2 separate regions of the Homo sapiens genome follow, and region 2 is linked to region 1. The links are chromatin loops, found by intact Hi-C in ENCODE. Cell type or tissue: pancreas. All regions are shown on one strand. Links, peaks and the distances in the headings refer to the core of each region. The heading gives the core; the rest is flanking DNA.

Region 1 (11,307 bases), core at 7,234-11,233:
TGAGTATTACAATGATCATTCATTTCTTATCTTTTTTTTTTTTTTTTGAGATGGAGTTTCTACTCTTGTTGCCCTTGCTGGAGTGCAATGGTGCAGTCTCGGCTCACTGCAACCTCTGCCTCCTGGGTTCAAGCAATTCTCCTGCCTCAGCCTCCCGAGTAGCTGGGATTACAGGCGCACACCAACACCCCCAGCTAATTTTTGTATTTTTGTAGAGATGGGGTTTCACCCATCTCCCGGGGTTTCATCCAACTCCTGACCTCAGGTGATCCACGCGCCTCAGCCTCCCAAAGTGCTGGGATTACAGGCGTGAGCCACAGTGCCCGGCCCATTTCTTATTTTTTAATAAAAATAATAGCTTAATACACACAAATACACACTCACACACACACACACACACACACACAAATACATAAAAATCAGTGGTGAGTGCCAGAACACAGTGTTGCATTAAAGAAGTAGCTGACTCGTGGGCCCTGATTGGCCTGGGAGAGGAGAGCAGGTCTATATACCCTCCCCTTTCCCTTTGCTCCTTGCAGACCCCTCCCTCTCACTCAATCTCTCCATGCCCTCTTGAGAAGGGTGATAAAAGTCTAAAGTAAGCCCCACTCAGATGAGGAGACAGAACAGAGGCTGAGTCCTCTGGGCCTGGATTGAAATCTGAAAGGAATTTGGTAGTGTGGTAGTCACTGTCCTGTCTTCCTGGAGTTCAGAGGAGTAAGCACGTCATGCCCAGAGTCACTCTTCATCCAGTGCTAGTGTGTTTCCTAAGGAAACTTTAAAGTAGCCTACATTTCTAAACTTTCTTCTGTAGAGTCCCATAAGTGGTGCAAAAACCCAACAGTATATATTTTACATATTTTTACTTCTTTATTTTTTATTCCCATTATTCTCTCTGTCTGAAAAACCCTTTCCACACCTGCCCCCATTTTTTAACCAACTGGAGTTCTGCTTATTCTTTAAAACCTAGCAAAGATGGCCTCTGTGAGATTCTCTGTAATAAACTTAGTTGTGTTAGATGTTTTCCCTCCTTTTAACCCCTGTTACATTTTATACTGTGTATAGGGTCCTTATTACATCCATTATCAGACTGTAGTTGTTTATGTAGGTGACTTTTTTCTTAGTGAAGTTTTTAAAATAACTGATTAATTTGCTTTTTAGATAAGCACAATCTTAGTAGAAAAATTAGGAAAAATGAGACAAAAAGAAGAAATCACCAATAATCACACTTCCTAGACTACCCAAAATAAATACTGTTAACCATAATTACTGGTGATACTTACATGCTCTTCTAAATGCTTTAATATATTAACTTAGTAGTTCTCAAATGTGAATGTGCATCTCAGTCACCTGGAGGACTTTTTAAAACACAGATTTCTAGCCCCATTTCCAGCATTCCTGATTCAGTAGAGCTGGAGTGGGACCTGAGACTTGCATGTCAACAAATTCTTAGGTTATGCTAAGGCTGGTGGCTCACAGTCTTTACCTGCAGAATCACTGGATTAATTCATTTTAATCCTTACCTTGACTGTATAAAGTAAGTAGTATCATTATCACCATTTACAGATGGGGAAATTGAGGCAGTCAAATAACTTCATCAGGGTCACACAGCTAGTAAATGGCAGAGCCAGGATTCATCCCTAGGTACACTGGATCCTGAGTCTGTGCTCATAGCATGACACTGGGCATGGACCTATAACACCTTATAAGGCATTAACAGAGCACAGAGCCACTCTGGAGACCAGAAAGATAATGAGGTAACCATGAAGCAAGTCTTGAAGGAAGGTTGTGGTTAAGTATTCAGTGATGTGGGAACAGCATGTGTAACAACCTGGAGGAAAGAAAGGGCATGGCTTTTCATGAAATGGTACACAGTTTAGTCTGTCCTCTGTAGGTCTTATTACCCCAGTTGCCCCATGAGGGCAAAGAACTGTTGTGAAATTCCATGCAGAGTATCAGGCCTGTGCTAATGCTCAGTAAACACCTGCCTACTTGACTTTCTCATGATAAGATATGATGAACACTACTTCATAATGAGGAACTAAAATGTCCACACTTTTCTGGTTAACCATGATGAAAAAATAAATTAGGCCATAAACTCTGAAGTATGTCTTACTGTGAACGTTTAGGCCTTAATTTTATTCTGGGGTGTGATGGGTAAGAAATGAGGTGTTATTTTCCTACTTTGAAAGATTAAACTATTTAGCTTAGTGAAGCTCTTTGGTTTGAGTCAATTGCTTTTTATAATTGTGCCTATTTGCAGGTTTTCAGGTGAAATAAAAGCTGCGGAATAAGAATTATAGTCCTCTGCTTCCACTTGGCTCTGGTGACAGAATCACTTACTGTTTATTCTGGGTCTTTTCTTCTCATTGAAGCCTGTATCTTGTTTGTTTTAAATGAGTTGATTCTGCCCTAGGATAATAGAAAAATGTGAAAAACATTTTGGATAGAAATAGATTAGTTTGGAGAAAAACAATTCTTTTAGAAATGTCATTGCTATGGAGAAAAAAACACATAAAAACAGTTTTAAGATTAGCAGTAAACCCTAGGAACTCCTGCAACTTTCTTTTCAAATAGCCTTCATAAAAAAGAAAGGTGTTTTGTATGTGTGTGTGTGCATATGTGTGCGTGTGCACATGTGGGCCCTCACACTTGAGAGGTAGCACATTCTCCTATAAACTCTCCGATATCAATAAACTGGGGTATGTGCTTAAGAATGGTTTTATATTTCTGCCCCAACTATTCAGCTTTACAGATAAGATTACTGATGCTTTGAAAGCATTATGTCAATTCCCAATATCTATATATACATTATAGTCTTCAAAGCACTTTTGCATGTATTGTTCACTGATCATACACTTACATTATTATTTACATATATAATAAACTTTCTTATATTAATAGGCCAGCTACAGATGCATGCATATTGTGAAAACCCAGATATAGTGCTGTGTGGAAACAAGAGTGATCTGGAGGACCAGAGAGTAGTGAAAGAGGAGGAAGCCATAGCACTCGCAGAGAAATATGGGTGAGTATTTTTGTGGAGAAGTCTAGAGAAAACATTTTCAATATAAACATTAGCAGGTGAATGGTAATGAAAAAGATAAAAGTGGACAATTAAAGCAAAACCTCAGCCATAGGCCTTGGGGCATGTTGAATGTGTCCTTTTTATATGATATGATAGTAGGATCCATTGACAATGCATGTGGCAAGGGCCTCCTTCAGTGCTTTGGTCCCATTTTCTCAAACTCTTGGCATTTGCAGAGAGACAACTTTGAGTTGTCTCAGAGGCGCCTTAAGTATGTAAGGCCTTCTTTCCAAGATGCAAATAGGAGACTCCTGGGGTAAAGAAATCCTCCATGTTGAGCGAGGAAATTTCTTTTTTCATTTCTTTTCTTTTTTTTTTTTGAGACAGAGTCTCACACTGTCACCCAGGCTGGAGTGCAGTGGCACAATCTCGGCTCACTGCAACCTCCACCTCCCGGGTTCAAGCGATTCTCCTACCTCAGCCTCCCAAGTAGCTGGGACTACAGGAGTCCACCATCATGCCCGGCTAATTTTTGTATTTTTAGTAGAGATGGGGTTTCTGGTACCATATTGGCCAGGCTGGTCTCCAACTCCTGACCTTGTGACCCACCCGCCTCAGCCTCCCAAAGTGCTGGGATTACAGGTATGAGCCACCACACCCAGCCTCAGCAAGGAAATTTCAAAGCCACTTCATGTACTATTGTAGAGAATGCTAGCATATAAGAAGGGCTTATTGGTTATTGCAGATTAGGTGCTGGTTTTGAAATTTCTATTCTGGGAGAGGAGTGTGAGATCTCCTTTGGCTTAGTCTATGGTCTTGTGGTGGAGGGTCAGCAAAATACTGTCGTTCTCCTTGAGTTCTGGGAATAGGATCATAGCAGCAGCAGCAGCAGCAGCAGCATGAACTGGACATGAAAGAAGTGGTCAGCTGCTGCTTATTAAAGTATTAAAGTGTTAAGGGTGCCTCTAAAAGGAATTTTTACTTTACTTTCTTTCTGCCTCTCACACAATGAGAACCCATATGTAAATTCAAACCCTTAATAGCATTAAAAGAGGAAGGAAGCAAGTGGGTTGAGAAGGGAGGGGAGGGAAATAGAGATGGTGTAGATGGTGTAGGGGATGTTACCTAGTTTGTGGCTTTGGTGGTTAGCAGAATCCAAGAAGGCCAAGAGAAAACCTTTCCCTTTTTATTGTGTGATCACTGCTTTATTCTTTCTTTGGTTGATGGAGGTTCAGAAAGCTGGTAGGGTTTATAGTGGGAAGGGAGGGGGAGGATAGGTTGGCCAGGTAGGAAGAAGCCAGACTCTGGAGGGGTTTGAATACCAGGTAAGGAGATTAGATTTGATCCCTGGAGGACAGGGAGTTGCTGAAAGCCTTTGAGCATGGAGGGATGTTATGTTTACATTTCCAGATCAGTCTATAGGCTATAGGTGGGGAGGGAGGAAAGACTAGAGATTGATAGATTGCAGTGGTCTGTGAGGTGGGCAGAGGCTAGCTTTGTGAAAAAGGAAAAGGAAGAATAAATCAGGAAAAACACATAGAGTAGGGCAGGATTTTAGGTTTTTCTCAAGGCTAGCTCAGCTGAAGGATTCCCATCCACTATAGGCTTACTCTGGCAAGGATTTGCAATTGCATGTAGAGGTTTTTACCCTAGGGCAGATGGTGTTTAACCATGTTAGAAACATCCAGAGAACTTTTAACACATTCTCATGTCTGGGCTTCACCTCTGACCATCAGACATAATTGGTTTGGAGGAGTTTCTCAGGCAGGGTTCACTTGAAGAAGCATACCTATACATGAAGGGATCTGTTACAGGAATTTGAGCATATGCAATTGTGGGAGCTGGGTAAGTAGTCTCTGTAAGGTGTTGTCTTTGTGTCTGATGCTGAAGCCTGAAGGACAGGACAGTCAGACAGGAAGGGGAGAAGGATGTGAAATGGGGGATGGATGGAAAAAGTGAGAACCAGCTGGTGCCCATAATGAGGGACTAAAACCCATGTCACTTCCTGTTGCCTCTGACCTGGCTGGTGTGGGTGTCCTGCAGAAACTGGGGCCCTTTGTCACAGGGCTAACAACATCACCTGGCCCAGGTGCAGGTCTAGTTGCAGGTTTATGACAATAAGATGAGCCAGCAGATAAGCGACAATATATGAGGGCTATGAAATGGAGGTTGCTTCACTTCCTACCCCCAAAATTGCCCCCAAATCTCTTTTGTGGCCCACCCTAACCAGAAAGGGCATTCTGGGAAATGTTGTTTAGCCTAGCCAAGCTGACTCATTACAAAGCCTGGGCATTGGTATCTTTTAAAATCTCCCCACGTGATCTTCATGTGCAATGGTTGAGAACCAGTGACTTAGGTGATTCTGAGGGGGAGGCTGACAGAGTCTTACCGGCCAGTCTGAAATGTCCCCCTGCTCCCCTGAGAGGCACTCATGTAACGTAGTGGAAAAGAAACAGGGAGAGAACGATTACCACAGAGAATGCTGTAGTGTTGAAGCTGTGAGGTATGTTGCAATGGGTAAGGAGGAAGTAAGTGATGAAGCAATGGAAACCATGGATCCTAGAGCATTCTTTTGAGAGTATGTCAGTAAATGCAAAGAAAAAAAAGAAAAAGGCAGTTAGAGGAGTTAGCTAGATCAAACAAGCACATTCAAGTATATTCTCAAGTACTGGGGGAGGGTCAGGCTTGACTTCTTGCCCCTGTGGGCTTTTTCAGCCCTTTGCTTGTTTCCTGTGCCCTCGGTCTTAGGATTCCACAGCCTGTCTGGTTTCACAGAGCCTAACCCTGCCTTCTGTCATATGGGGTATCTGAGGGGTGTGGGGGACTGTCTTTGACCTGTGCCCAGGTCACGATGGTTATGGAGTATTTCATAGAGAGGAGCTCAATCTATAGTTTTTGAATTGGGTTAAAATGAGAAAAGAGGATTTAGCAGATAATGATTGAAACCCTTGAAGAAAGGAAAGGGCTAGAAACAGAGTCCCTTAGGATACAGAAAGCATACCATGTAGTTTGGTAGGCTGTTTGGCACTTTTAGAGGAAAATATGATGGAAAAATTTGGTTCACATGCATTTCACAAATATGGCATATAACTTTAATGATTATTTTCACAGATGTTTTGTTTCATTCTTAGAACATTTACACTGGTTACACATGCACTAAAGGACTATATTGTTTAGTTTATCCATGTGCTAACAGTCAGAAAACAGGATAAAGTTTATGGCATATCTTCATATAATTTGTATGTTGTTTGATAAATTTACATTTTTTGTTACTATTATGCTGTCTTCTATTCTCAATTCATAAAAACAGATCACTGGGGCCAGGTGTGGTGGCTCATACCTGCAATGCCAGCACTTTGGGAGGCCAAGGCAGGTGGATCACCGGAGGTCAGGAGTTCTAGACCAGCCTGGCCAACATGGTGAAACCCCATCTCTACTAAAAATACAAAAAATTAGCCAGGTGTGGTGGCGGGCACCTGTAATTCCAGCTACTTGGGAGGCTGAGGCAGGAGAATCGCTTGAACCCTGGTAAGGCAGAGGTTGCAGTGAGCCAAGATCGCACCATTGCACTCCAGCCTGGGCAACAAGAGCAAAACTCTGTCTCAAAACAAAACAAACAAACAAACAAAAACAAACAAACAAACAAAAAAACCCCAGATCATTGGTTTACAATTGGTTCTCTGGAATAGACATATCAAAGAATCAAACACCATGTCTCAGAAGAACTTTGTAAGCCTAATAAAGAACACTACAGTGCGAAAATGGAATGTTAATCTGTGTGTGCTGGGACAAGTAAATTTGAGAATGAGGACTTCATACAACAGACAAAAATGTAAAGGGCAAATTGTATGCATGATAATGAATATCAGAAAAAAAATTTGTAGTGGCCTAAGAGTCTACCGCTAATTTTCCATGTTTTTTTTTTTGTTGTTGTTTGTTTGTTTTTGCTGTGAAACTTGGTTAAATTGTAATATGAAGCTCTTAGGTCACTTCCTAACAAATCAAAGTGATCTCTGTGGTAAACCAATTGAATTTTCCTGGAACAAATGCAACATAATGGTTTCCAATGTATTATATTGAGTGATATTGTCAATGAAGTTGGAGAAGAGAACAAAACAGAAAGTTGTTCAAATTTGCACTCCTGCCAGCCAAGTGATTACAGTTCACATGGTTACTGAAACACTTTAAAAAGATAGCTACGAAGTCAGTGACAAGTAGAAGAGAAAGCTGAATGAAATATTGGCAACATTCCTCTTTTGGAAGACACTATTAGATCTCAAGCTTCAGTGTGCATCAGAATCAATCACCTGAACACTGGGTCCCGCAGTTTCTGATTCAGTAGGTCTGGGTTGGAGCCCACAAATGTATACTGATGATCAGTTTCTAGATGTTGCTGCTGCTGGTTCAAGACAACACTTTGAGTTCCTATCAAAGACGCATGCTAGCAAACATTTTGCTTGACAGGTGAGCATGCTAGCAGATATTTTCTTTGGACAAAGTCATTCTTGTACAGGATATGAACCAATTGTCTACTTGTGCCATGCATGAGTGAGTGAAATATGCTCAATGACTTCTCATTGGAAAATCCATGCTAAAGAGAGGAAGATTTTTTTTCTCACCCAGTTAATTACATCACCTATGATATAGGCTGGGAAGGGACCTTGGCATTGGTAGTGAGGGAGCACCAACCACAAGTGAGCAGACAAGGGCTTCACTCTGTGACTAAATATGGTTGCGTTGAAATGTCTGTCCATACTTTATTCACAGAGGATAGTTGGTGGTCATAATAAGCCTTTGTTCTTGATTCAGAGTTGAGGAAAATAGAGAAAAATGTGAATATGATCTAAAGCTGGGCATGGTGGCTCATGCCTGTAATCCCAGCACTTTGGGAGGTTGAGGTGGGTGGATCACCTGAGCTCAGGAGTTCGAGACCAGCCTGGCCAACATGGTGAAACCCCGTCTCTACAAAAATATAAAAATTACCTGGGTATGATGGTGGGTGCCTGTAATCCCAGCTACTTGGGAGGCTGAGGCAGGAGAATTGCTTGAACCCAGGAGGCAGAGGTTGCAGTGAGCCAAGATCACACCATTGCACTCCAGCCTGAGCAAAAGAGCGAGGCTCTGCCTCTAAAAAAAAAAAAAAAAAGAATGTGAACTAAGAATGACAACTGAATGTACATATTTTGTGTACTGTGCAAAGAAATGGGCAGCAAATTTAAGATGATGTTCTCCCTGCTGAAGGCTGCTGGTTATTGCTGAGGAAGATGCTCAAGAGTTCTGGAATGAAAGAGGAATTAAAAATATTTATTTACAACATTAATAATATCAGTATGGATCATTTCAGGGATTTCAAGTAGCTTAATTCAACAGCATGCTCACTGTTTTCTCTAGTTTGAACTAGATGAAATGCGGTACAAATAGCTTGATCTCTAATAGTTTAGTCTTTTAAAACTTGATTACATCTTTTCTTGATTTGAGAAATAACTTAGCGATGTAGCATTGGGCATGTTTGAAAAGTACACAAATAAGTCAAACATACAAGACTGATTCACAGAGCTCCATTTAACTCAGCAGAGGATCTGGATTTCATTTGCTGCAATATCCCAGGTTCAAACAGTCAGCACACCAGCCATTTCCTGGAAATGTTGTTCAATTAGCATCCAACAGACTGTGAAAAGTAGTGTGAAACTCACTTCTCACTTTAGTGAGACGTTTGTTCATAATTTCTAGATCTACATGTGAGCCAAATATCTACAGCCATTTGACAGAACCACCAAACATACTTGCTGTTATTCCTGGCAACCTCTAACTGAGATTTAGGATCTTTTAGTTTTGTGAGAATAAATAATGGAAAAGAAATCAGGATGCTGACCTACGCCACAAGCAAGATCTTGGTGAAAAACTGCAAATGCTTATGCCCCTCTCATTGATTTGAATCTGTTTACTTAAATTTTTTATTTTAAAATTTGTGATTAATCTATTTTTGGAAATGCATTATAATTAATGGTCTCCATGTACTCCAAATGGCCTTTAAGTGGCCACTTACAGACTGGTAATAACGATGAGCAGTGCTGAATTTTTTCGTCTTTGGCAATACGGCTCCATGGTGGTGCTACATTAGCACCACCATGTGGAGAAAAGGAACAATAGCACTCTTTCTATGGTTAAAATGGGAACAATACATCCTCTTGAATTTTTTTTTTTTTTTTTTTTTTTTTTTTTTTTGAGATGGAGTGTAGCTCTGTCACCCAGCTGGAGTGCAGTGACACGATCTTGGCTCACTGTAACCTCTGCCTCCCAGGTTCAAGCGATTCTCCTGCCTCACCCTCCCGAGTAGCTGGGGCTACAGGTGTGCACCACTGTGCCCAGCTAATTTTTATATATTTTTTTTAGTAAAGACGAGGTTTCACCATGTTGGCCAGGTTGATCCTGAACTTTTGGCCTCAAGTGATGCACAAGTCTCGGCCTCCCAAAGTGCTGGGATTACAGGTGAGCCACCGCCTCCAGCCTGGAACATCATTTTCTTATGGAAAGAAAGTCTTAATTCAGGGTCTTTTCTATGGCTCTCATCTAGTTTGCTAGATGAGATTACAGCCCAATTACTGGCACAGAGCTGAGAGTGGAGTGAACTCTATTCACTTATTCCTGTAGAAATGAAAATCTTACTGCCTCAAATTGCTCAGAAAACTCTGAGTGATTAGTCTAAGGATTTTTAAAGTTGTTAACCTGACTCCTGGTCCCATGACCTAGAGGTTTACAAATGGCAAGAAAGTATACTTTTAATTGAAAGAAGTTTGTTACTTGAATTTGGAGTTACAAATCTAAAGTATGTCTTGTTAATATTGTGTGTCTTTTAGCATGAGTAACTTGAAAAGTTAGAGCTCTTATACCTTGAAATTATACCAATTAAATATTTGCTTAAGTTAATAAACATTGGACAGTAGCTCACAGCTCTGCTAGAAGCATCATTTATACGTCAGTATTAATCAGTAGAGTAAGATCCATTGTCTTCCAGCATTTCATGAAGATTGCTTGGAAAGTGAGGAGTTTAATGAGGAGTAAGGGAGGCAAATGCTTTGGAGGCACAAAGCACTTTGGCCAGGACAGGTCTGAGTGCAGCATCTCTGGTGTAGGGAGGCGTGGTCCCAGGTACCAGAATTAGAGCAGTATTGTAGATTTTATAGATCAGCTACATTGTGGATTAAACCAATGTTCATGGGTTAGTTTGCAAATTTATTTTTATTTTTTATTCTTTTTTTTTCACACAACACACAGATTGAGAATTTAATGTTTACCATGTTGCTAGTGACATTGCTTTTTTGGGATGATGTATTCTGAGTTTTTGTTTTTCTTTTCTGAGACAGAGTCTCCCTCTGTTGCTCAGGCTGGAGTGCAGTAGCACCGCCTCGGCTCACTGCAACCTCTGCCTCCTGTGTTCAAGAGATCTCCCGTCTCAGCCTCCCTAGTAGCTGGGACTACAGGCACGTGCCACCATGCCCAGCTAATTTTTGTGTTTTTAGTAGAGACAGGGTTTCACCATGTTGGCCAGGCTGATCTTGAACTCCTGACCTCAACTCCGACCCTGCCTTGGCCTCTCAAAGTGCTGGGATTACAGGTGTGAGCCACGGTGCCTGGCTGTGTTCTGAGTTTTAAATAACATCATTACAAATAAGCTTTTATCACCTAACCCAATTCTGTGTTGGAAATAAGAAACATTTATTGTTTGTACATGTGTCAGGTTCTGATCTAAGTGCTTTAAATATTAACTCATTTAATCATTACAAGAAGATACTGATGTTATTTGGTATTACAGATGAAGCAGCGGAGGCACAGAGGTTAAACTTTTGTCAGAATCACAGTTGGTAAGATGTACTACTAGGATTTGAAGCCAGGCAGCATGACTCCAGAGGTTATGACTTCTTTTTTTTTTTTTTTTTTTTTTTGAGACGGCGTCTCCCTCTGTTGCCCAGCCTTGAGTGCCGTAGCACGATCTCGGCTCACTGCAACCTCCGCCTCCCAGGTTAAAGTGATTCTCCTGCCTCAGCCTCCTGAGTAGCTGGGATTATAGGCGCCTGCCACCACGCCTGGCTAATTTTTGTATTTTTAGTAGAGACGGGGTTTCTGGTCTTGAACTCCTGACCTCAGGTGATCCACCCGTCTCAGCCTCCCAAAGTGCTGGGATTACAGGCGTGAGCTACCGCGCCCGACCTGAGGTTATGACTCTTTTTTTTTTTTTTGAGACGGAGTCTCGCTCTGTCGCCCAGGCTGGAGTGCAGTGG
Region 2 (12,699 bases), core at 6,763-10,762, 65 kb before region 1:
TTTTGTAAATTGGACCCACCTGAGAAGCTAACTGCTGTAATGCCAACTGTGAGTAGCTACAGACTGGAAAGGTGATGGAGTTGACCGGGTGGGCCTGCGACAGCTGGAATTTGCGGTGGAGGTAGACACAAGTCAGCGAGACGGCTTAGAAGGCAGAAGGGAAGCTGAACTAAGGCTTCTCAACATTTTACTCTGCTTAGAAGTGGAAACATTTGGTTCAAAGGGCCTTTGCCTTAGACTCCATAGGGACAGGCCCAAGGGCTGCTGTTCACACCTCCTGGCCACTGAGAGGGATGAACTTGGCTGCCTCTGAGTGGGAACCACGAGGTCTGACCCCCTACGCAGTCCCAGGTTCACTACCCCGCAGGCCGGAGCGACACCGTTGGCGCTGGGAGAAGAGAGCCGCTGGGTGGCAGCAAAGGCGCGCAGGTTTCTTCCGACAGAGGCGGTTCCTTAACATACTGTAGTTTTCTTCTTTTTAAACTCATTGCTCTAACACTCTTAGAAATTTACAGTGGTTTTATATTCTTGAATTACACAGTGTGAGCAGAGACTCCGTTTGCCATTTCCTCCCGGAATTACATTGATTTTTTTCCTGCGAAATTTTTTACTTATTTTTCTCCCATGTTATTTCCAGGAATCCTGGGCATTCCCTTGCCCCGGAAACGCCGTGTCCAGGCCGACCTAAGCCAGGAGCCGCAGGGGCGGGAAGCCGGGGGCAGGGCCGGGCCTGGGACGCCGCCTCAGGAGCCGCGCGGACTCGGGAACCTCGGGCGGGGCCGGCGTGAGTACGCCCGGCACCTCCGGCTGCTACGGTGGCGACCGCGAACTGATGCCGTGGAAAACACCCTTAGAACATGGCTTTTTGGGGAGGTGAATAGGGGAGAGTCCCCAAACGACACCTCGCCGCGCACCGGTCCTTGGTGCAGTTTGTAAATGTCCCTCCTGTGTCCCAAAACGAAAACACTCCTATATTTTGTAGCGCCTTCCAGAATGGGGCAGCGGAAACTAGTGTTGGGACAAAGGAGGCGAGCGGGGCCTTTTCGGGGCTCACAGAGGACCCCTCGGAGGCGCGGCCGCCGGGGAGAGCGCGACAGCACCCCGCCCCCCGCCAGCCGGGCGGGGGCCGCTCCCGAGGTGACAGGAGAAGGCGGGAGGTGGAGGAGAGAAGGTCCCGCCCCACCTCGCTCTCCTTTACGGGAAGTGATGTGGGGCCAGGCGGAAAATACCCGCCAACGACCCAAAAAAGGCCGGCGGCGGGTGGACGCGGCGCGCGAGGACCCGAGCCAGGCGGGGACAGGACGGCGGGGCGAGCCAGGTGAGGGGGCCTGAGGAGCGGGAGGCGCGCGGCGGGTCCGGTCCCTCCGGGAGGGCCGAGCGAGGCGTCCCCCTGGGGCCGTCCTAGGGCTGGGGTCCGAGTGCGCCGCCCTTCCTCCCCGCCTCCAGGCGCCCGAGCCCGCCTGAAGAGTGGCTTCTCTCCCAGGCCCTCAGCGCAGACCCCAGTGATGACAACTGCCTGGTGCTGGCCAGGTGCGGTCCCAGGTCCGGCCAGGGTCTCAGATCGCCTCCGGGTTGCATCCAGGTGGGAGGATGCCCATCAGGGGTAGGAAACTTTCCAGGAGGGAAAGGAGGAAAGTCCCCGACCTCCCGCACGCCCCCCGGTTCATTCCTCCCTCTTTTGCTTTCAGTTTAACTGTTTAACCTGGTTGCCCTCCGGTTGGTGAGGGTCTGGACTGCAGACTAGCTGCGAGGGAGGGGCTCTCTCTTCTCCTGTCAGTTAGACTGAAAACTACCTGGCAGCCAGGCCCTCCGGTCGGGACTGGTGGTGGTGCAGATATGATGACAGGCTTTGGTAACTATTGCCAAAGCCTGTCTCTGTCCCAATAGATCACCAGTTCAGCAAAGTCAGGCCTGAAGCGAAGGGAGTCTTGTGAGCCCTGGACTGAGGAGCCTTCCCAGCCTTTCCGCTCCTGCTGGCCACCTGGGCCCACATGGCCTCAGGGTCTTCTGCCACAGGGTCCTTACCCCTACAGCTTAACAGCTGTTCTTTCCTTCTGGATGGATTCTCACATTTTATGGTTGGTTGATCAGTCAGATGTTGGAATTGGGGGTAGAGGGATTATAGAGTTGTGTGTGCTATTTAAGTTTTCTGTAATCATTGCTAATTAAATTTGTTGATTCTCCACTCACTGTTCTTGTTCTTTTTTTTTTTTCGGCCTTAAAAACTTGCTTTAGAGGGAAAATACAATCTGGAAAACAGTTTCTGCAGATGGTTAGAAGTGAAGAAAGGTTAATATAATGCTGAAGGAACTTGACTGAGGATCATTATTTTCTGTATTTTATGTTGGTTTATGTTGTTTTATGTTTTCATTCCTACTTTTTTCTTCCTTCCTTTCTACCATTCTCTCTTCCTCCCTCCCTCCCTTTTTTCTTCCTTCCTTAATTTCTGTGACGTGCCTTGATTTTTAATTTCGTTGAAGTATATTTAATCTATTTTTCCTTTTTTTTCTTTTGAGACAGAGTCTCACTCTGTCGCCCAGGTAGGAATGCGGTGGCATGATCTTGGCTCACAGCAACCTCCGCTTCCTGGGTTGAAGTGATTCTTTTGCTTCAGACTCCAGAGTAGCTGGAATTACAGGTGTGTGCTACCATGCTTGGCTAATTTTTGTATTTTTAGTAGAGGCGGGGTTTTGCTATGTTGGCCAGGCTGGTCTTGAACTCCTGACCTCAAGTGATCAACCTGCGTCAGCCTCCCAAAGTGCTGGGATTATAGGCTTGAGCCACTGCACCGAGCCTATTTTTCCTTTTGTTGTTTGTGCTTTTGATGTCAAAGTTAAGAAAACATTGTCAAATTCAAGATCATGAAGATTTATACTTATGTTTTCTTCTAAAAGTTTTATAGTTTTTAGCTCTTACATTTCATTCTTTGACCCATTTTAAGTTAATTTTTAAATATGGTGTGAGGCAGGGGGTCTGACTTCAACTTTTTGCATGTGGATATCCAGTTCTTTCAGCACCATTTGTTTAAAAGACTGTTCCTCTTTGAATAGTTTTGGCACCTCTGTTGAGATAAATTGACCATGAATGTAAAGGTTTATTTCTGGACTGTCAGTTCTATTCCATTGATCTGTATGTCTGTCCTCAGGCTAGTATCATACTACCTTGATTATTGTAGCTACATAGTGTTTTGAAATCAGGATATGTGAGTCCTCCAACCTTGTTCTTTTTCAAGATTGTTTTGACTATCCAGTCCCTTGAATTTCCATATGAATTTTTTTTTTTTTTCGAGATGGAGTTTTGCTCTTATTTACCAGGCTGGAGTGCAATGGCACGATCTCAGCTCACTGCAACCTCCGCCTCCCTGGTTCAAGTGATTCTCCTGCCTCATCCTCCTGAGTAGCTGGGATTACGGGCATGTGCCACCATGCCTGGCTAATTTTATATTTTTAGTAGAGACAGGGTTTCTCCATGTTGGTCAGGCTGGTCTCGGACTCCCGATCTCAGGTGATCTGTCTGCCTCAGCCTCCCAAAGTGCTGTGATCATAGGCATGAGCCACCATGCCTGGCCTTCCACATGAAATTTAAAGTCAGCTTCTCAATTTCTATTGTTTTGGTTCTAAAATAGATGTAAGGGTTTTAAAGTGAGCAACAATCTCTAGGAGCCAGATTTTTGAGTTTTCTCTCCCAAAGCTGCTTTTCCCCTAGTCTTCTCCATCTTAGTGAATGGCAACTTCACTCTTCCAGATGCTCACACCAAACACCCTGAAATCACTCTTGATTCTTTCTCTTATACCCCACATTAAATTCCTCAGCAGGCCGGGTGCGGTGGCTCACGCCTGTAATCGCAGCACTTTGGGAGGCCGAGACAGGTGGATCACGTGAGGTCAGGAGTTCAAGACCAGGCTGGCCAACATGGTGAAGCCCTGTATCTACTAAAAATACAAAAATTAGCGGGGCGTGGTGGTGGGTGCCTGTAATCACAGCTACTCAGGAGGCTGAGGCAGGAGAATCGCTTGAACCCAGGAGGCGGAGGTTGCAGTGAGCTAAGATCGTGCCATTGCACTCCAGCCTGGGCGACAGAGTGTGAGTCCGTCTCAAAAAAAAAAAAAAAAAAAAAAAAAGAATACATCTAGGATGATAACCATTTCTCACCACTTCTGCTGCTTCCACCAAGTTCTATCATCTCTGTCACCTGGATTACTGCAAAAGCCTTCTGAAGGGCTTCCCTGCTTCCACCCTTACTGCTCCACACTCTATTCTTAACACAGCAGCCAGAGTCTATTATGTCACTCTGCTTGAAACTCTCCAGTGGCTTTTTATCTCAGAAGTGACAGAGTCCTCACCATGGTCTATACAACCCTTGCATGGAGTGCGGCTTCATCTGCTATCACTCTTGCCTTTGCTGACTCTGCTCCAGCCATACCTCAGGACCTTTGCACTTGTTTCCTCTGCCTGGAATGCTCTTCCCCTCAGATGTCTGCATGGCTTTCTTATTTATTTCATTCAGGTGAAAAGTCATTTTTCTGGAGAGGCCTTCTTAGACCACTCCATCTAGAATAGTATCCCTCACCTATCCCATCATTTTCTGCCCCCTTACCTTGCCTTGTTTTCTTTCGAGTATTTATAGAACTGTCATACACAGACCAGCACACACACACAACATTTGTCTTTCACTGGTAGAAGACAAGCTCCAGGATGGCCAGTAATCTGCCTTGTTCACTGTGATGTCCATAGCACATAGAATGGTTTCTGACATATATTAAGCACTCAAAGAGATATGTGTTGAACTAATGAAAAAGGGAACAGAAGACAGAGCAATAGGGATCATTCTGCCATTTCTCCCATCCAAGTACTAACCAGGCCCAACCCTGCTTGGCTTCCAAGATCAGAGGAGATCGGGCACATCCAGGATGGTATGTCTGTAGAGTGTTCTGCTATTTCTTTCCCACTATTCCATCCATTTTTTTCTAAGAGAAGCAATGTCTATAGATACACCAACATCTCCTAAGTCTCTCGTCTTCTGTCCTACTTTCCCAAAAATAATAGTCTTATCTTCCTTAAAAAGGGAAAGGTCAAATAAGTAGAAAGGTGAGGATTTTGGTCCCTCCCACAGTGGCAGACCGGAGCCCTCTGTCTATATCCTGGGCAAACTGGGCAGGGCCATTCAGTGCCTATCTCCAGGGTGTTGGCCTCTTGTGCTAATTTAAGAAGAGTGAAGTTTTTTGGAAATTTGAGAAAATGGAAATTCATTTCTTATTTATTTATTCAATAGAAACGGGGTTTCACCATGTTGGCCAGGCCCCTGAGAAGGGAAATTGTCTTGCCATCGCTAAAACAAGATTGGTTCTTGAAGAGAGTAATTTTTCCCTTCTATAGCCTTCACTTTTTATGCCACTTGCAGATTTTCTTGGACTGTATTTGTTCTTCTGCCTCTTGGTCAGGAAGTTTGAGTTTATGATTTGGTTTCCCTTAAGCTAGGTGCAGACATGAGCCCTGAACTGGAGGCAGAGATAAAGGGTTTGTAATTTACTTATGTTCGTAGGGTAAGGTGTGTGGAGTAGAGAGCATTCAGCTCTGTTTGGACTCTCTGGTTTTGCAGGTACTTGTATGATTGAGGTCTAGTAATACTCATATTTTATTTATTGTCAAGTAAAATTAGATGCCTCTCTTACGAGGAATGCTGAAAGTTTTGTTCCTCCTTTCCTGTTTTTTTTTTTTTTTTGGTTGTTTGTTTTTCGTCTGTATATGTTGCCCTTAAACAGAAGTTTACCATGTAGTGCTTTAGTCAGCCAACCTCCCGTGTGTGGAGTGAGAGTTTTGATTCTAATGTGGGGATGGAGGTGGGGTGCCAGATTTAGCAAACTAAAAAAAAGTTAAATTTGCATTGCAGAAAAACACTAAATAATTGTTTCCTATATCTTATACATTATTTGGGACATACTTTTACTAAAAAATTGTTCTTTATCCAAAATGCACATTTAACTGGATGTCTTGTTTTGTGTCTGGCAGCCCTAGCTGGAGTTTATGTTTATGCATAGGAAATGCATCGATGGTGAAAATGTCCAAAGAATGATTGAGCCATGGCTGATTTTTGGTGATTGTGCATGTATCCAAAAGAGAAGATTTGTAAACCCAAGGAGTATTAGAATTAGAAGGAAGTTAGAGAACATTTCATTTTACTCTAGTCTTTTATAGTTAATGGAATTTACTCCAGAGAGGTTAAGTCACTTTGTCAAAGTCACATAGAGTTAGTGGCAGAGCTGGAAGTGGGACTCTGGAACCAGCAGTTGTTCTGCTGCATAATCCCTTCCCTTAAGAGGTCATGAAGAAGTTGCTTATGTTTTCATGTTGACCTTTAATCACATCTCTAGCCATCCACTCAAGATCACCTCATTATCATACTGTCCTTCAGTCCCCAGATCCAACATGTGGCAGCCAAAGCCATTCTCATGAGACACTTTGACTTTTCTCTGAGAGCCGCATAACTGTTGAAAGCCCCATGTGGTTCTTGTCCCTGCTGTTATGCCAGAAAGCCTGTAATTCAATGTGGTTTTATTTTTTTTTATGGTTTTGTTAACACTTTTGACCCTCTGGAGTATTTATTATAAGGTGCTTTGATTAAGGTGGTCTTACTGAGTATAATTCCACAACAACTAAGTGTTGTCTTATGGAAAGCCTGCTTGCTTTGAGTGGCCTATTCCCACAAAATTCCTCACCCCTTTTTATTTTGGTACAATAAATATGGAAGATATACATATGACAAGGACCAAGGTAGATAGACAGGTGTATGTGACTTGCTCACTAGAGATCTGTTCTTTTTAAACAAGATTTTATTATTTTTTATTGTAATTATTTGTACCTATTTAAAAGAAAGCAGCCTTGAAAATGAACTGCTTTCTCTAACTGCTATTTGAATACCATATTTCAGAACCACTAATCTTGTTTTTTCATAGTTTCATTGGTTAATTCATATAAAGTCTTACCAGCTGCCAGGTCAAAGCATAATAATAAAATTGGTTGCCACGAGACTGAAAAGTCTGTTCATTCTTATTTGCTATAGTTTATCTACCTTGGCCTGATCCCACCACCTGGGAGGCTGGTCAAGTCCTATCAGGGTATGGCTAAATACTAATCTGCTGTGTATTTGTATCGTTAAAAGCAAAGTCAAGGTCTAAATCAGCTAGTTAAACACAATAATATGATACTTTTGTTCTTGCTGTACTAGCCCTAATAAGGGGAGAAATGAAACATACAGAAATAGGTCATGACTTAAATGTTCATTTACAAAACTAAAGAATTTTAAAATATAACCTATGATTGTGGTCAGGATTTCTTTGTTTCTTGCTAAGAAATCATTATGAAAATAGTGATTTTCATAATAAATCGCATCATTTCAAGGAAACAACTCCAAGAATGAGTGAAGAGGTGTAACAGTCCTTGAAAAGATAAGTCATTGTCCTCACAGTCAAATACTGGAGACCTAATGTGGCTTTTCTCATTAGGGACAAGGTCAGCTGTCCCAGGTCCCACGTCTGCCCTAGGCTGTGTATTGAAGTGGGTTGTGTAGTGAAGTGGGTTGTGGTATTTCCTCAGGTGGCGGCTCATTCCTGTGTTCCGGACTTCCTGCTTGAATGTGGAAGAATCAACACAGTCAGGAATCAGTCGGTCGGTTTTTAGTCTCCATATTCCTGATTATTAACTATGTGATATCACACCAGTGTATGTCAGTTGGGGGTGATTTTCTCCCCTGCCCCACCCCACATGGGACATTTAGCAATGCCTGGAGACATTTTTGACTGTCACAGCTGGGGAGTTACTCCTGGCATTTAGTGGGTGGGGGCCAGGGATGCTGCAAAACATTCTCAGTACACAGGAGAGCCCCCAACAAAGGATTATCCTGCCTAAAATGTCAACAGTGCCGACGCTAAGAAACCCTGCATTAGACAACTCATTCAACCTCTTTGGCTTACAGTTTCCCAAGTTACACGTTCTGTCCATCATGTAAAACTAACTAAGCCTAACTACCGCTGTTGTCTTTCTAACCTCTCCCTCACCCCAATTCTAAGTCAGTAAATGTGGGGTAGGGCTCAGGCTGTTTGTTTGTTTATTTATTTATTTATTGTCTCCACACGGGATTCTGATGGGCAGTTGCAGTTGAGACTGAGAACCACTGCCCCCAGGGATCATGCGAAATGGGGTTCTCGTGGAGGTGCCAGGTTGGCCATAGGAGAGGAGTGGACCCTTTGGGAACAGCCTACCAGCAGGAGGAAGTGAGAGGCTGGTCTTCAGTGCCTGTCTATTGTGTGCTTCCACATGAGCGAAAGCCACATGAGCAGGGGACCCCAGAGATCGTGTACCTGAAGGGTTACACAGGGACTTGGGTTCTCAGTCTTTGCACGATAAGCTCGCAGCTGCCAGGAATGTCTACTTCCCAGATTTCCAGCTGACCACCATACCCTGGAAAGGAAATAATAAAACTGGACAGTTTCTTTATTAACACCCTGATTCTAGCTTCACTAGAGCTTCTCTGGGAGGTTGAAAATCTGTAACAAAAAACCTCACCCTGAGTCATCATCCCATTTTGCCACCCAGATAAGGAAACCACATTTGTTACACTTACAGAATTGTGTAATTTAAGAGCTAGTAGGGACCTTGGAAATTGTAGCCCAGGCTCCCCTCCCAGAAATCCAGAGCTGTGCCTCAGGTCACATAGCTAATTGATGGCAGGGATGGTTCCAGAAGCCTGGTCTGATGGTTTCCTGGTGTGTTCTTTTTATGTTCTTATTCTAATACTTCTTGATTGGAACCAGTTGTACTGTGGACAATCCAAAATTCTATGTGTTGTTCAAAAGAAGTGACATCTAGATGGAACTTTGCTAACACCCAGAGTCTCTTCCTTGAACTCCTCTGAAATACATTAGGAGGTGAAACAAGTATATTATGATTTCCCTATGTTAAAGCAGTGCAGAAATATCCAAGTGCCTGCTCTGTGCCAGCTGCTGGTTAAAGGCCTGTACTGCTACTTTTCTGTTCCAATTCTTGCCCCTCCCTGCCATAGCCCATTCTTCACACAAAGCCAGTGATGTCCCAAAAAAGGAACTCACACTCTTGAGGAGCATGAGACAAAATTTTAAAAAATTAAAGGAATTCAATTCATATCCTTCTGCTTAAAATCCCTTAGTTGCTTTCATTGTAATAGGTATAAGATCCAAATATGTACCTGTGGTCTGTAAGGGCCTCTGGTTTCTTTTTTTTTCCTTCTCTTTTCCTTTCCTACCTTCCTTCCTCCCTTCCATTCCCCCTTCCCTTCTCCCTTCCTTCCCTTCCTTTCTCTTCTTCCTTCCCTTCCCTTCTTTCTTGTCTTTGTCACCCAGCTCACTGCAACCTCAACATCCTGGGCTCAAGTGGATCCTCCTGCTTCAGCCTCCTAAGTAACTAGGACCACAGGAGCATGTCACCATGCTGGGCTAATTTTTGTATTTTTAATAGAGATGGGGTTTTACTATGTTGGCCAGGCTGGTCTCGAACTCCTGACCTCAAGTGATCTGCCTGCCTTGGCCTCCCAAAGTGCTGAGATTACAGGCATGAACCACTGTGCCTATCCTGGACTTTATTTTTTAAATGAAACCAGAATGCCAGTTTATTGATATATGAGAAATGGAACTGCTAAGCAGAGTAGATTCCTTTTTTTGAGGACAGTGTATGCTTCCTTTCGGAAGAATAGCCAGGTGAAGCAAATATAAAAGGAGAAGGCTACTTATACTGGCTAAGTATAGACTCAGGACCCAGTGAATTGGAAATCAAAAAGACCCAAGAGCTTTAATGCTGGAGAAAGATTACCATGTTAATGCTTCCTCAAAACTGGCTATACATGAAAATGGCACAGGGAGCTTTTGTTTAAAACATGCTCACAAAAGAGTGTAAATTGATTCAACCATTGTGGAAGACAGTGTGGCGATTCCTCAAGGATCTAGAACTAGAATTACCATTTGACCCAGCAATCCCATTACTGGGTATATGCCCAAAGGATTATAAATCATGCTACTATAGAGACACATGCACACGTATGTTTATTGCAGCACTATTCACAATAGCAAAGACTTGGAACTAACACAAATGTCCATCAATGATAGACTGGATTAAGAAAATGTGGCACATATACACCATGGAATACTATGCAGCCATAAAAAAGGATGAGTTCATGTCCTTTGCAAGGACATGGATGAAGCTGGAAACCATCATTCTCAGCAAACTATCTCAAGGACAGAAAACCAAACACCACATGTTCTGACTCATAGGTGGGAACTGAACAATGAGATCACTTGGATACAGGAAGGGGAACATCACACACCGGGGCCTCTCAGGGGGTGGGGACTGGGGGAGGGATAGCATTAGGAGAAATACCTAATGTAAATTATGAGTTGATGGGTGCAGCAAACCAACATGGCACCTGTATACCTATGTATCAAGCCTGCACATTGTGCACATGTACCCTAGAACTTAAAGTATATATATATATATATATATATAAACCATACCCACAAGAAACAACAACACATTTTTCAGTCTCTCCTTTGGTGATTCTAATTTATTAGGTTTGTGGCTAGGGCTTGGGAATCTATGTTTTATTTTAAATACTGCTCTAGTGATTGTTGGTGGACAACCTGGTTTGGGAACCAGTGTCTAGCTCACCTTTACTCCCAGCCTGAGTAAACTCAGGCTGGAAGAGATCATATGTCTCATGCAGAGTCACACAGCAAGTGAGTGGGAAGATAGAACTCAAATCTCCCTGTCCTCTCTATGCATTGTTCAAACAACATAGTAAGATTCTCAGGGACAGAGGCAGCACAGCCTCGGAAATTGTTGGTTTCTTAGTTTTTTTCTCTATTTACATGAAACTAACCAGTCTAGTGTCAAACAGGAAATATACACAGCATAGTTTTTCTTTTTTTATTGCAAAGTGTCAGATTAGGACCAGTAACATCAGCACCACCTGGGAACATAGAAATGCAGATTTTCAGCCCCACTCCAGACCTACTGAATCTGAAACTCTGGTGGGGCCTAGAGTCTGTGTTTTAAAACCATCTAGGTGACTCTGATGCACCCCGAAGCTTGAGAACCACTGTCTACAAGTACATTTCATGACTCAATCGCTGGTTAAGGCTGCTGACCTCGGCCTTTGTAGTTGATGAGTCATTAACATTGAGGCCTTAACTTTCCTGGCCATCTGCTTTCCTTGGTGATATTTATTCAAAACAGGTGACATTTATTCAAAAACTATTGTTGTAAGTCTTCATTAGAATGCCATACACAAGCGAGGGAATGGACTTTTATTGAGCACCTGCTGTATGTGAGACACTGTGTGTGAGGCTATTACTTATTTCATTTGATTCTCACAACCACCTTGCTAGGTCAGTATTATTATCCCTATTTTACAGATTTGGTATCTGAGGCTAGTAGAAGTTAAATATGATCTTGATGTACAGGCTATTTGCCTAACTGTAGTTGTACATTTTTGCCATCTGTTGTCTCCCTAGAACAGTGGCTTACAAACTTGATTGTGTATAACCAGAAAGCCCCTGGGAAGCTTGATATAAATGCAGATTCCCTAGGCCTCCCTTGCAGAGATCCTAATTCAGAGGCCTGAATGGGACCCAGAATTTTGGATTTTCATCACATATCCTAGGTGATTCTGCTGCCAGTCCTGGATCCATTTTCACCTGCCCTAATTGGTTGACCAGTTGCCCCTCAAGGCTTCTCTGAGGTTCTGTGTTGTCCTGTGTTTTGTGGTCACAGGCCTCGGACACTGGGTGGAGAAGAAATAGAAGAGTATGGGAGGACAGGCCATGGGGGCCTTTATTAAGAGTCTTATCTGCCTGGCTCTTTCTGCTGTCTCTACTGCTTCTTAGAGGGTTCCTAGGCCATATTTTGGCTTTGAGTAACTTGTGATTCTTTCCATTATCTATCCCAAAGTTTGGAACTGTTCTTTTAGCAACTGTGCCCTTTTGTCTGTGGGGTGCATAGATGTGAGCAATTTCCTTCAGGCTGTAATTAATAAATGTGGAGTAGGGAGTTGCTTCAGCTTTTGAGTTCAGAAATGGTATTTCATCCGTTTGGTGATACAAGCCCTTATTTTTCAGGGATAGAATTGACATAATTAGTGAATGACTTGGCTTAGAACTTAGAACTTAGAAATGCAGATTTTTCAGCCCCATGTCAACGTACTGAATTCACTAAATAATTAGAAGACTGGGCCAGGTGCGGTGGCTCACGCCTGTAATCCCAGCACTTTGGGAGGCTGAGGCGGGCAGATCACGAGGTCAGGAGATCGAGACCATCCTGGCTAACATGGTGAAACCCTGTCTCTACTAAAAATACAAAAAATTAGCCAGACGTGGTGGCGGGCGCCTATAGTCCCAGCTACTTGGGAGGCTGAGGCAGGCGAATGGCGTGAACCCAGGAGGTGGAGCTTGCAGTGAGCTGAGATCGTGCCACTGCACTCCAGCCTGGGTGGCAGAGTGAGACTCCCTCTCAAAAAAAAAAAAAAAAAATAATAATGATTAGAAGACTGAATAATCTGGTGCTATTATGAAGGAAAAAAGTGAAATGGAAATTAAAAACAAATTTCAGATATGATGCCTCTTCTTTGTGAGGTGGCAGGCTGATTTCTGTTCACAAGTTTAGAAGCGGCTACTGACA

The links. A loop is a pair of places that touch in the nucleus more often than their neighbours do. Peaks named below come from ENCODE experiments on the same cell type or tissue, not always from the same donor. Only the 100,000 strongest peaks of a DNase experiment are listed, where the experiment ranks them.
Region 2: a loop joins it to region 1, with 7 times the contacts of the local background. A loop is called at or near these places in 103 of 110 quality-filtered maps.

The regions. Positions count from the first base shown.
Region 1 is chr15:55,215,610-55,226,916 of GRCh38, reverse strand. RAB27A (RAB27A, member RAS oncogene family) reads left to right here. Exons shown (of 7, transcript NM_183235.3): 6 at 2,905-3,028. Among named protein-coding and RNA genes, the nearest start is that of RSL24D1, 24 kb to the right of the region's middle. RefSeq lists an enhancer at 3,768-3,837. In pancreas, for the core only: a CTCF peak has its summit at 9,149 (motif pointing left); no DNase peak of the experiment used is centred there.
Region 2 is chr15:55,278,335-55,291,033 of GRCh38, reverse strand. RAB27A (RAB27A, member RAS oncogene family) reads left to right here and starts at 1,221. Exons shown (of 7, transcript NM_183235.3): 1 at 1,221-1,318. RefSeq lists enhancers at 754-903, 11,049-11,343 and a silencer at 1,004-1,533. In pancreas, for the core only: no CTCF peak of the experiment used is centred there; no DNase peak of the experiment used is centred there; H3K27ac peaks cover 2,763 bases.